2 separate regions of the Homo sapiens genome follow, and region 2 is linked to region 1. A link is an interaction called in ENCODE POLR2A ChIA-PET data of the cell type or tissue named here. Cell type or tissue: PC-3. All regions are shown on one strand. Links, peaks and the distances in the headings refer to the core of each region. The heading gives the core; the rest is flanking DNA.

Region 1 (5,392 bases), core at 72-5,071:
GTTATTGTGATGTATGTTTGTTGTTCCAACTACACTATGGACCTTCAAAGACTGAGGCAGAAATAGAGACATTAGAGAAACTGGAAGAGCAATTTATTTCCTGAGGCATACTCTCTAAAAGTAGCATTTTTTCAACCATTTTTTTTCCAAGTGGAGATGTTCAACTTATAGTTATTAACACATTATGAAAAGAAACATTACAATGGTGAAACACTAAAAGTCACCTTCAAGCTGTGCCTCTTTTTCTATGTTTTTGTTTCTCAGTGAGCAGATAGTACCAGCCATGGCCTGTCTGGATCTTTCCCTGAGTTTCTTCCGCAGATGTAAGAACTCTCCTGTCTTTCTGCCCCATTCAGAACATATAGTGAACACTTCTGTATTTCATAGGCAAGCATGTATTTATATGTTGTCATGTTGTCATGAAATGGACAGAGATGGCGTGTAAGATTTTCTGAGAATTATAATTTTGCTGTAAGACTTTAATAAAATCTCTGTTTTAAGGGTAAAACTTGAGGATTATGGCATAAATCCCAAATTAACAAAATGTTATTTAGGAAACTTCAACACATTGGGTGCACTGTCTATTTCTTTCTTTGGATCCCACTGGCTCCTATTAGCAAAAAATTATATATATAAATTATATATATATTTATAGTTATATAAAATTATATATTATATAAAGTTATTTGTATATAAATATATATGTATATAAATATTTAATATATAAATATATATTATGTGTATAAATATTTAATATATATTATGTATATAAATATTTAATATATAAATATATATATATATAGAGAGAGAGAGATAGACACTATATTGTCTTAAAGGTAACATATTTTTATTTTTAAGAATATTCAGGAAAGATTCAAGTTAACATTTCCTTTTGTAACCATTCCTTTATTCCTATGATCTGGGTAAATTTGCCTAGTCTATTTTTCTTTACCCTAGATTTAAAAAATTTAAACAAATCAGGAAATAACCTTGTTTTCTATTCTTCTTGTAAAAGCAGCACTTATTAAAATTTCATTCAGTGTTTGATCCCTTACTCCCCTAAAGCTTAGATAATGTCCAAAAAATCTACTGCAAGTCAATAGGACTGTTTCGATACATGCTTCATTATCGCAGCTTTTGCTGCATCCTTGATTGAAGGTCATGCTCTGCTAGATGCATGGCAACACCACCAGTCAAGTTCACATCAGATCTGCTTCTTGAGGTTTGCAGAATAGCCCAAAAAAAGTCATTCAACTTCTGAGGAACCACACTGGAATTTTGGCTGGCCGATAGGATTGGTGTTTTTATGTCTTAGCTGTAATTTTGGTAGGTTATTTAAACCATGCCATTAGATGGGTTCCTGAAATAAACTAGTCTGGATGGAAATAAATACTGGGGAATATTCACTTTAAAAGAGATGAGCGTTTTGACTCTCTGAAGTCTTACTGTGGTAGAAAATAACTCTTTTCATGCCACCAGAGGCAAAATTGCTGATTAATGGAGAAATGCAGTTAGCTAGAAAAAAAATCTTTACTGACACTATAAAAAACAGTATTTTATGCTGTATCTCTGAACAATACAACAAACTTTTCTTTAAATCATCTGCTTTAGTCTGGCATCTTAAAATGGAGATGTAATTATTTTCACAATCGATTAGTTTTTTACAGTTGCCATAAATGGTAAAAAGAAGAGTAAAAATAAATCCATAAAATTCCCTTCCCTGACAAATGGTTTATAAGTCATAAGAAAAACTGCACCTCTTCATATCCTTCAAATTAATTGTTTTATTGATAAAATAAGAACTGTTTAAAAATGCTTAATCAATGCAAATATGGCATAATTATTGTGTCTGGGAAGTTTTTTGTTTTAATTAGAAAAAAAGAATATTTTAAAAATGCACTTAACCTATTCATTGTATCTTGGGATATTTGTGAAAAGAAGTGCAGTGATCTAGAAAGTAGAAGGATGGTTACCAGAGGCTGAGAAGGGGGTGGGGGACAGGGAGTGGTGTGGAAGGATTAAAAAAATAGTTGAAAGAATGAATAATACCTAGTATTTGATAGCACAACAGAGGGACTATAGTCAAAGTAATTTAACTGTACATTTTAAAATAACTAAAGATTGTAACTCGATTGCTTGTAACACAAGGGATAAATGCTTGAGGGATAGATGCTCCATTTTCCTTGATGTAATCACTACACATTTCATGCCTGCATCAAAATATCTCACATACCCTGTAAAAATATACACCTACTATGTACCCACAAAAATTAAAAATTAAAAAAAGTAGTGCACTGACAGTTTATAGAGGGAGGAAATTGCTTTGAAAAATATCAAGATACTTTTTAAAACGGTTTTCTTCTTGATATTATTTCTCCATTTTCTGTTGCCCATTTTTGTTGCCAAATTCTATATCTGCTCCCTATTAAGAGAATTTACTCACTTCCATAAGCATGTGGTAAATTGATATTGTAACACCCAGAAAGAAGCTCTAAGCTTTTTAGGGGTTTTACATGTGTGACGGAAGAATACCCCAAAACAAAGACTCCTTGAAGGGCCGGCTGCATAATTTGTAGGCCCACTGAAAAACAAAAATGGAGTCCATTAAAAAATGAAGAATTTCAAGGTGGTAACAGGAGAGGATGAAATCAAGCATGGAGCCTTTCTAAGCGAGGGGTCATTTGTGGTTGCACAGGTCAAGGCCTATGAGGTTGGCCCTGGCTGCTTCTGGGAGCCTCTTAACTATTCTCTTCCCTGTTTTTAAAATTATTTAAATGAGGATCATCTGTTCTTTTATTTGTCATAGACTTTGAGCAGCTCTTTTCCTCTCTCTTTAATATTTTGGATCCTTATTTTTGCCTTTCTGTCAATTTTTGATTCATGCCCATGCTTTAAAATGCTCAGTGATATCCTTCTTGACAACTAGCTCCAAAACATCTTTCAATTTAACCACCTCCTTGATTTTCCTTCTCCTTCTCTTCCCTCCAATTCTAGCCTGCATGATCTGGTTCCAATACCCTGATTTATGCCCTTATCCAACACTCCTCATTGACCCAGGTTTGTTAAATGCTCTGTGGGCCCCTGGAATGAGTCAGTAACTCACATATCTTGAGACTAGATAGCGGTGTCTTGACCACTAGGATTCCATTACCTTTGTGTTCTTCTTCCTCTGCCGTCAGATTTTGGAAAGATCTAAAAACAAAGTATGCATTTGTTATTTTTGGATGTGGTTTGTTTTTAGATTTATGACCTCATTTCTACCTTTGTGAACAGGACTAGACAATAACTTAAAAGAGACTAAGGCCCTCTTTCATCATTACTGGAAACTCTTAATAAAACCTTAAGCCTTTTACTTCCTTTTTTTTTTTTTTTTAAACTCCTGGGTCCCATCTGGATCCTTCTAACTCTGAAGATCAACAGATAACCTTCAAGAAGGAGGAGGACAGCTTAACAGAAAGAAGAGGAAAAGGAAATTTTAAAAGGGTAACTTTGAAACTAGGGTACTTTTGAGAACAAATGGTTCAGGCTCTAGGGCACACAACCTAAACAAGCAAAGCCAGGGAACCAAAGAACATATGAAGATTTTTTTTTAAATACAAATCCTTCTAACAGATATGTCTTATCCTCCTGACATTAGTGCAAGAAACTGAGCCAAGGGTAGGAATGAAGTTATCATATCTCCTCCTGGACTATCTGTTTCTAATAATAGTTCTACAGTTCTAAAGCAGCTTCTTAATTTCTCTTAATCACCTAATAAGGTAACAGGGGAAGCAATAGTCACTTCTTATCATTGAGGAAACTGAGGCTCATGTGGCTTAGCTGATATTTCCAAGGTCACAAAGTAACATAAAAATTTAATGAGAACTCAGAATTCTCAAATGCCTAATAAGGAGTCTTGTCATATCTTCTTGCTAGTATCAAGATATTTGTCACTGTTGTCACTGTTTTTGCCAATTTCCATGTTATTTCTAGATTAACCATCACTTAGGTCTTCAACTTCCTTTACTGTTTTTCTTCTTTCCGTATTCATCATTCTTATGTATGACAATTCTTTAGTTTATGCCAGTGTAATTTTGTTGATAGACTGTTTTTTCAAGTATTTGAAGCTAGTTCTTTGATATGTATTATTTCAGTAATGAGGTAAGATAGCACGCTAAAAATTACTACAATTTTTAGCTTAACCAGTAACTTATAGTTTCCATATGTCACTGGGTGTCATTTATAATCTCTCAAAATTAGACTCAATAGTTATTTATCCTGAGCTATATCGTTAGTTTTAAATATCACCAGGCTTTTAGATGGAGATCTTAAGATTGTACAGTTGCTTAGTTACTGGCTTTTTTCATTGCTTCCCATTTAAGCCAATGACTAAATGAACAATTAGGACTTGGGTTGTGTGAGGAATGTGTTTTATTTGGCATGGACCCTAATGATCAGATAATGAACAGCTTCATTCCTATCAAGAGGATATTCTAAAGGATGGTTTCATTTCTTAATGCTGACCCTCACTCTGAGAAGCAGGCTGCTCTAATCATGATAGTTAATGACCAATAAGTGGCCATTTGTCACATTTTCATTCTTTATTCCAGGCCTCAGCCAACCTCTAACATAAAGGATTCAGACTATGATAAAATGCTTTAACAGGTAATGATGAGAGAGCTGATGAGAATTTTTAGGGCAGAGTTCATGCTCCATATGTTCTCTGTAGTAATCATATTGAAAAATAGTAGTTTGGTTCGAGGCACTACATAGTTTGATTTACTGGACATTTATTGACTACCCTATGTGTAACTCCTAACAGTAGAAAGAGAAATGAATATCAAAGCACAAATCTCTGCCTTTAAAAAGCTTATTCTGTAGTAGGAAGTCAGGTTCTTAATAAAAATTTAAATGAAATAGATTAAGACAAGTTTGATTACTAGACTCGTTCACAGAAAATTTTATAAATTCAGCGGAAATCTTAGGAGCCTCCAAAAATTATGAAGGTCTTTAAATGGTTTCTTTTGTACCCTGGGCTTGTATGTACTTGACATTGAATATAAATATAACCCAACATTTGAAAAGTTCACAGTTAAATTGTGGAAGTTCATTAACTACATGATTACAGCTGATTTGTTATGTTTAAACTTCCATAATCCATTTACAAGGTTTGTCCATTTAAAATTTATAAATTAGCAGTTTTCTCTGCTTCTATTATTCAGGTCATTGCACCTTAGATAAGCTAAGTGTTTAAGTGTTTCCTCTAAAGAAAGCAAACAAAATTTAAATATCTAGCATAGGAAGGTCGAACTACAGAAAGTAATCATTAGTGGTCTAAACAAGAGCTTCTATTATTATTAGACACTAATATTCTATAAATTTTTCTATAAATGATCTATAAATTAAATTACAT
Region 2 (5,392 bases), core at 142-5,141, 200 kb before region 1:
AACAGACATTTAAAAACATTCTTACTAAATAGACTGAGATACAGTAAATATTTATACATATAACCCTGTTAAAGAAAATCTCTTTGGAGTCCTCAGTAAGTTTTAGGTGTAAAGTGCCTGTGAGATTAAAAAGTTGAGCTGCTGCTTTTATCTCTTTCCTGAGTGACAGGCAGAGTCAACCATGCCACTCCTACCCCAACACAACCCAATGGTTCCTCCTTCACTCATGGTAAAAGCCAGAGCTCTCACAGTGGCCCATGAGGTCTCTCATTGAGCTTGTCTTCTCTAACCTTACCCTTTGTTCATGTTGCTCTAGATACCCTGACTTTGCTGTGTTCAGGAACATGCCAAGCTTATTTGGCCTAAGAGTTTCTCTGCTTTTTCCTTTTGCCCTGAGCCCTCTTCCCCCAGATTTTTGTTTATCTTTTCATTTCATTTCTTGGCTATGCAAATGTTACCTCAAGGGAGTCACCCCTCTTGCTTTTCCAAAACTGTTATTTACCCCACTTGCTTAAATTTTTGTGATGGCACTTCTCATTACCTGATAATGTAATTTGCATTTATATTTTTACTTGCTTACTACCTGTCCTTTCTAGTAGAACTGCCACTGTATTAGGTAACAGGTTTTGTTATGTTCATTGATTCAACTATAGGATCTAGAATGCACCAGACACGTAGTATATATTTGTTGTATAAGTGATTTAATGGTCTGTCTTAACATCTTAGAGGTAACTGTGGCAGCTTCATTCACCCTCACTTTGCAGCCCAAAGTTGGAGAACTTTTCTGAAGGACTTCTATATGTCCATTTTGAAACAAGTCAGAGAAAGAGTCCTTTGTGCTAGGCTGACCAGATAGTTCCAGGCCAGGATTTTCATGGGATTTCCACTTTACAACAGAGGTCTTGAAATACCATAGTCCTGGACTACTTATGGTCTACTTTGATGGCAAGTTCCAACTAATAACACACCATTTAATACTATATTGTGGAGTTTACTTGGCCGATGTAACAAGTCATAGAGCGTATATCAGTTCCTACAGTCTGTTGCTTTTCCTAAGCTCTCTTACTGGTTGGATACCTTCCTTATGTTGTAAAATCCTTTCCCTAGTCATACTTTTTTGGCGGGCTAGATACTATGAGTTTTTGCAATCACCAGAGAACATTGCAAAAATTCAACATCACTAAAATTTTGTCTGTATATAGGTCAGACCTTGCCTCTGCATGCAGGAAGCTTCTTGTACCATAAAGCAAAGAGCTTGTAACGATCCATTTTTCTCTCCTTATAATACTAGGGCCATCAGCTCTTCCCACTCTTTCCCTTATTCCAAAAATTTGTGTAAGAAAGATTATGAGAGAATTTGTAAGTATAGCATACATTTGTTTGAAATATATCAGAAGGAGATAAGTTTTCATAAAAGAAAACCTCAGAAATAATATGACTTTTTAAAAACCAATTGTATTTGCAAAGACTTAGGCTTATAAGCAAAAAATTAATTGCACACTTTAAAAGAGGTATTTATTGTGGAATTCTCTATGTGTTATTTTTTGATTTCATAGTAATTATACCATTTACCATCAAGATAACATTATTAAGATCTTAGAGTGAGCTATTTTAAAGGTTCATTTAAATATATTATTTCTTCAAATCCTCAAATCACTCTATTATAAATACTCACCGCCATTTTGTAAATAAACTGAGGCTGGACTGGGTGCAGTGGCTCATGCCTGTAATCCCAGCACTTTGGGAGACCAAGGCACGTGAATCACCTGAGGTCAGGAGTTCAAGACCAGCCTGGCCAACATAGTGAAACCCCATCTCTACTAAAAATATAAAAATTAGCTGGGTGTGGTGGCATGCGCCTAAAATCCTAGCTACTCGGGAGGCTGAGGCAGGAGAATCGCTTGAGCCCGGGAGGCAGTAGTTGCAGTGAGCCAAGATGGCGCCATTGCACTCCAGCCTGGGTGACAGAGCAAGACTCCGTCTCAAAAAAAAAAAAAGAAGCTGAGGCTGAGAGTTTAAGTAATGTGTACAAGATTCTGCAGCTAATAAAATAAGTGGGAGCATCAGAATTCAATCTCAGTTCTTCTGATTTCTAGTCCAGTTCTCTTTCTATTTTTTCTCTTTCTATTTTACCATTATACTATTTTGAGGTAACATTGAGTAAGGGTTCTTTATCATCTTGGTTAGTTAAGTGCATATTGATTTAACATTCATGTAATAATTGAATAATCACCTTTAGCAAATACCAGAGAATATAAATGCAGCCCAAAAATTATAAAGTACCATTGAAAGATAACAATTTCTTCTGAAAATCCAATTTCAACAGGAGGCCAAGAGGAAATTTATATTATCAAATAAATAAGGGACTGAAAGAAAGCAGAATTTGTATGAGCTTGTACTATGAGATACCATCATAAAAAACTGATGGCATCTTTCAGAATTGGTTAAAAGCCACAAACTTAAGAAGGAGAGGGAATTGGAAGTCTCTTCAAATATCTACTGTGTCTAGTCATGAGGCTATTTCCTGGACACTAGGAATGACAATTATTTTATCCAAGCAAAGTAAACACTCTTCCCTGTTGCCAAATATCAGTAAGAAACATAGCTGGCAAAGAGTGAGGTGAAGGTTAAAAAAACAAGAGAGAATATATTTATACTGATTTTTTAAGTGCTGAGTGTAATAGTTATTAATGTTAGTAAAAATGGATTAATTAGACAAGCATTCGACATTGAAAACAGCAGGCTTCTCTGTGATTTCTCAAAGTAATTTTTAATTGAAAATATGGGAACCCAAGAAAGTGATTTGATTAAAATTCTTTACTTTCAACATTGGTAATTACAACAATAATTTCTTATTGCAGCACTTTTGAATATTAGTTAACTATTTAATTTTATGATGCATGTCACTGATATACCTAACTGCTAGAAGATGATATGGTAATACACTTGTCATTAGTGCTTACTGATGTGTGAATTAAACATTGGTATAAAAGATGCTTCTCACAGTCATGTAAATGTTAATTAAATTGGTAAGTATAAAAACACTTCTTCTGAGCAACTTTTAATTTAAGCAGTTAGAATAAATATGTTACACATCAGGATGTTCTGATTCATATATTTTGGGATTGAGGAAAAATGACTTTGGCAGGTTCCCTCTTAGAGTCATCAAATAGCTGTCTGTTCTTCTAATTAAGTATTTTGACATAAACTTTGAATGTAATAAGATAATATTAAAGAATTGTTTACGGAAAGATAACTAATAAGTCAACATGATGAGGCATACTAGGAGAGCACAATCGGAGCAGCCTTCCTCACAGAAATTAGGTAATGAGGCAGCTGCAAAAAATGCTGGTATAATTTTTAACTGATTTAAAAATACATCACAGAGAGGTGAGAGTGCTGCTGTACTTCATATTGGTAGGGGCAAATGTAGCATATTGTCTTCATCAGCGAGGGATGTGGCCTTGTGAGAGGGGAGAATAACCAGCAATGGGAGAAGCTTTACAACCATGACAGTGCAGCCAGATCTGAAAGTCATGGGGATGTTTCTTCTAGAGAGATAAAGACATAGATAGATTAATGTTTTTTTTGAGAAAAGTATTTATTAGCCAGTGTCCTTGGTGTGTCTTGAAATTAGGACACAATTGTTGTAGCTACAGACCAATTACCAGAAAGAATAGGCAGTGAAATTCATACACTGTTCTCTTACTTGTTTGTACTGTCTTCCAAAAGATTAGCATTAGTTCTTGATTATAGAATTTTCCAAATGAAAATGTTTGCATTTTGACCTTTCAGAATGAAATTTAAAAACTGTGTTTAAAAAGACTTTAGATAAATTTAAGGAATAGTTGTTAAGCAAAATTAGAGGAAACATGAAGAAGCTGGGACTTTCTGTGTTAAAAAAAATGTTTCTCATCTTTAGCCTCTCCCAACAAAAGATTTTCAAAATCAGTGATGACACCAGAAAAATGAATAATGATCAGATCCAGCATGCTATCAATAAGGCATAGTCTCAGATTAAAACCTCAAGGGTTTGCCTGTAAGACGTTTGTTGTGACCTAAGAAAAGTTTAAGGGTGTGCTTAGGGCTTCCAAAAATATTAATGCATGCCCTTTCTGATAGAAAATAGGTCCCCTAAAGATCTTAAGAGTGTGACTCTTAGATATTTTAAACTAGAAAAAAGGCTTCTAAGTACCCTAAAGTCCATGGACTTTGATGCTTGGGCCAAGTATTTTTAGAAAGAAATTGGGGTGTGAATTTTGTTGAGTGGAGTGGATTATAATTTGACACACAGGAGGCCCACAAAGCTTCTAAAGGAGTTACACAAAGTTTGACTTAAAGGGATGAGATGATACAAAATGAAAAGGAAATTCTTTGTATTCCTAACTCGCAGGAGACAAGTTAAAAAAAAACCCTGCTTATTTGCAAAGATGACTATTCTCATGAAGAAAGAGGGATGACTCAGAGGGCAGAATCAAGATCCCAGGAGGAGCAGTCAAAAGCTACAGAGAATCACTCCCAGGAAATAGGACTGTGCCATAATTAGGGAACCAGTGACACATGCCCAAATAGATTTCAGAACGTCTGTGGACCTGCTATGTACCTACCATTTTGTCTCTTTGTGAAAGAGAGAATCTATTTCAGTCATCCTATGCCTTTTCACTATTGTGTGATATGTGTATGTGGCAGATAATTTGTCTCTTAAGTTAACAAGTCTTCAGATTTACAGAAACTGTACTTGCAAGATTTGAACCTGAAGAAACATGGCACATCTGCACTTGGACCCAGTTTAAATAACAAGATCTTGAACCTCAAACCTGAGCCTGATGCCATAGTGGGATGAGAATATTGAGAATCTTGAAAGAGTGAGTGGTACAGGCACAAATTTTGGTGGCCAAAAGGCAAACTGATAGTAAAAGAATGTCCCTATGAATTCTGTTCCTTTTTATATAGACATGCTTCTACTTATGTCAAGAAGAGGATTTTTAATTTCCCTCTTCTTGAATCTGGGCTGACCTCAGTGACTTTCTTGACCAATAAAATGTGGTGAAAATTATGTTATGGGATGTCTGAGGATAGGTGATAAGAAGCTACACAGATCCTGTCTTGTTTGTTGCAATGCTTACTTATGAGACATTTCCATTCAGAAAGTTGCTGTTGCTGTGAGAAGCTCCAGCCACAAAGAGAGGCCACTTGTAGGTATTCCAGTTGAATGCTGCAACTGGGCTTCCCACCAGGAGCCAGCATTAATTGCTATCTTGGATGAGTGGCTCAGTTAAGCCTCAGCCATTGTCTTCCGTTGTATGAGACACTTCAAATAAGAGCTACTCAGCAGAGCCCAGTCAATCCACAGAGCCATGAGAGACTATACATTGCTTTAAGCTACTAGAAT

The links. ChIA-PET counts read pairs that join two places held together with the same protein. Peaks named below come from ENCODE experiments on the same cell type or tissue, not always from the same donor. Only the 100,000 strongest peaks of a DNase experiment are listed, where the experiment ranks them.
Region 2: POLR2A ChIA-PET joins it to region 1 with 5 read pairs; 2 of 35 experiments call an interaction of 5 or more read pairs at or near these places.

The regions. Positions count from the first base shown.
Region 1 is chr5:91,680,266-91,685,657 of GRCh38, forward strand. No RefSeq gene overlaps it. Among named protein-coding and RNA genes, the nearest start is that of ARRDC3, 300 kb to the left of the region's middle. In PC-3, for the core only: no CTCF peak of the experiment used is centred there; no DNase peak of the experiment used is centred there.
Region 2 is chr5:91,482,357-91,487,748 of GRCh38, forward strand. No RefSeq gene overlaps it. Among named protein-coding and RNA genes, the nearest start is that of ARRDC3, 100 kb to the left of the region's middle. RefSeq lists an enhancer at 4,985-5,392. In PC-3, for the core only: no CTCF peak of the experiment used is centred there; DNase peaks (open chromatin) are centred at 2,515 and 4,465; H3K27ac peaks cover 374 bases.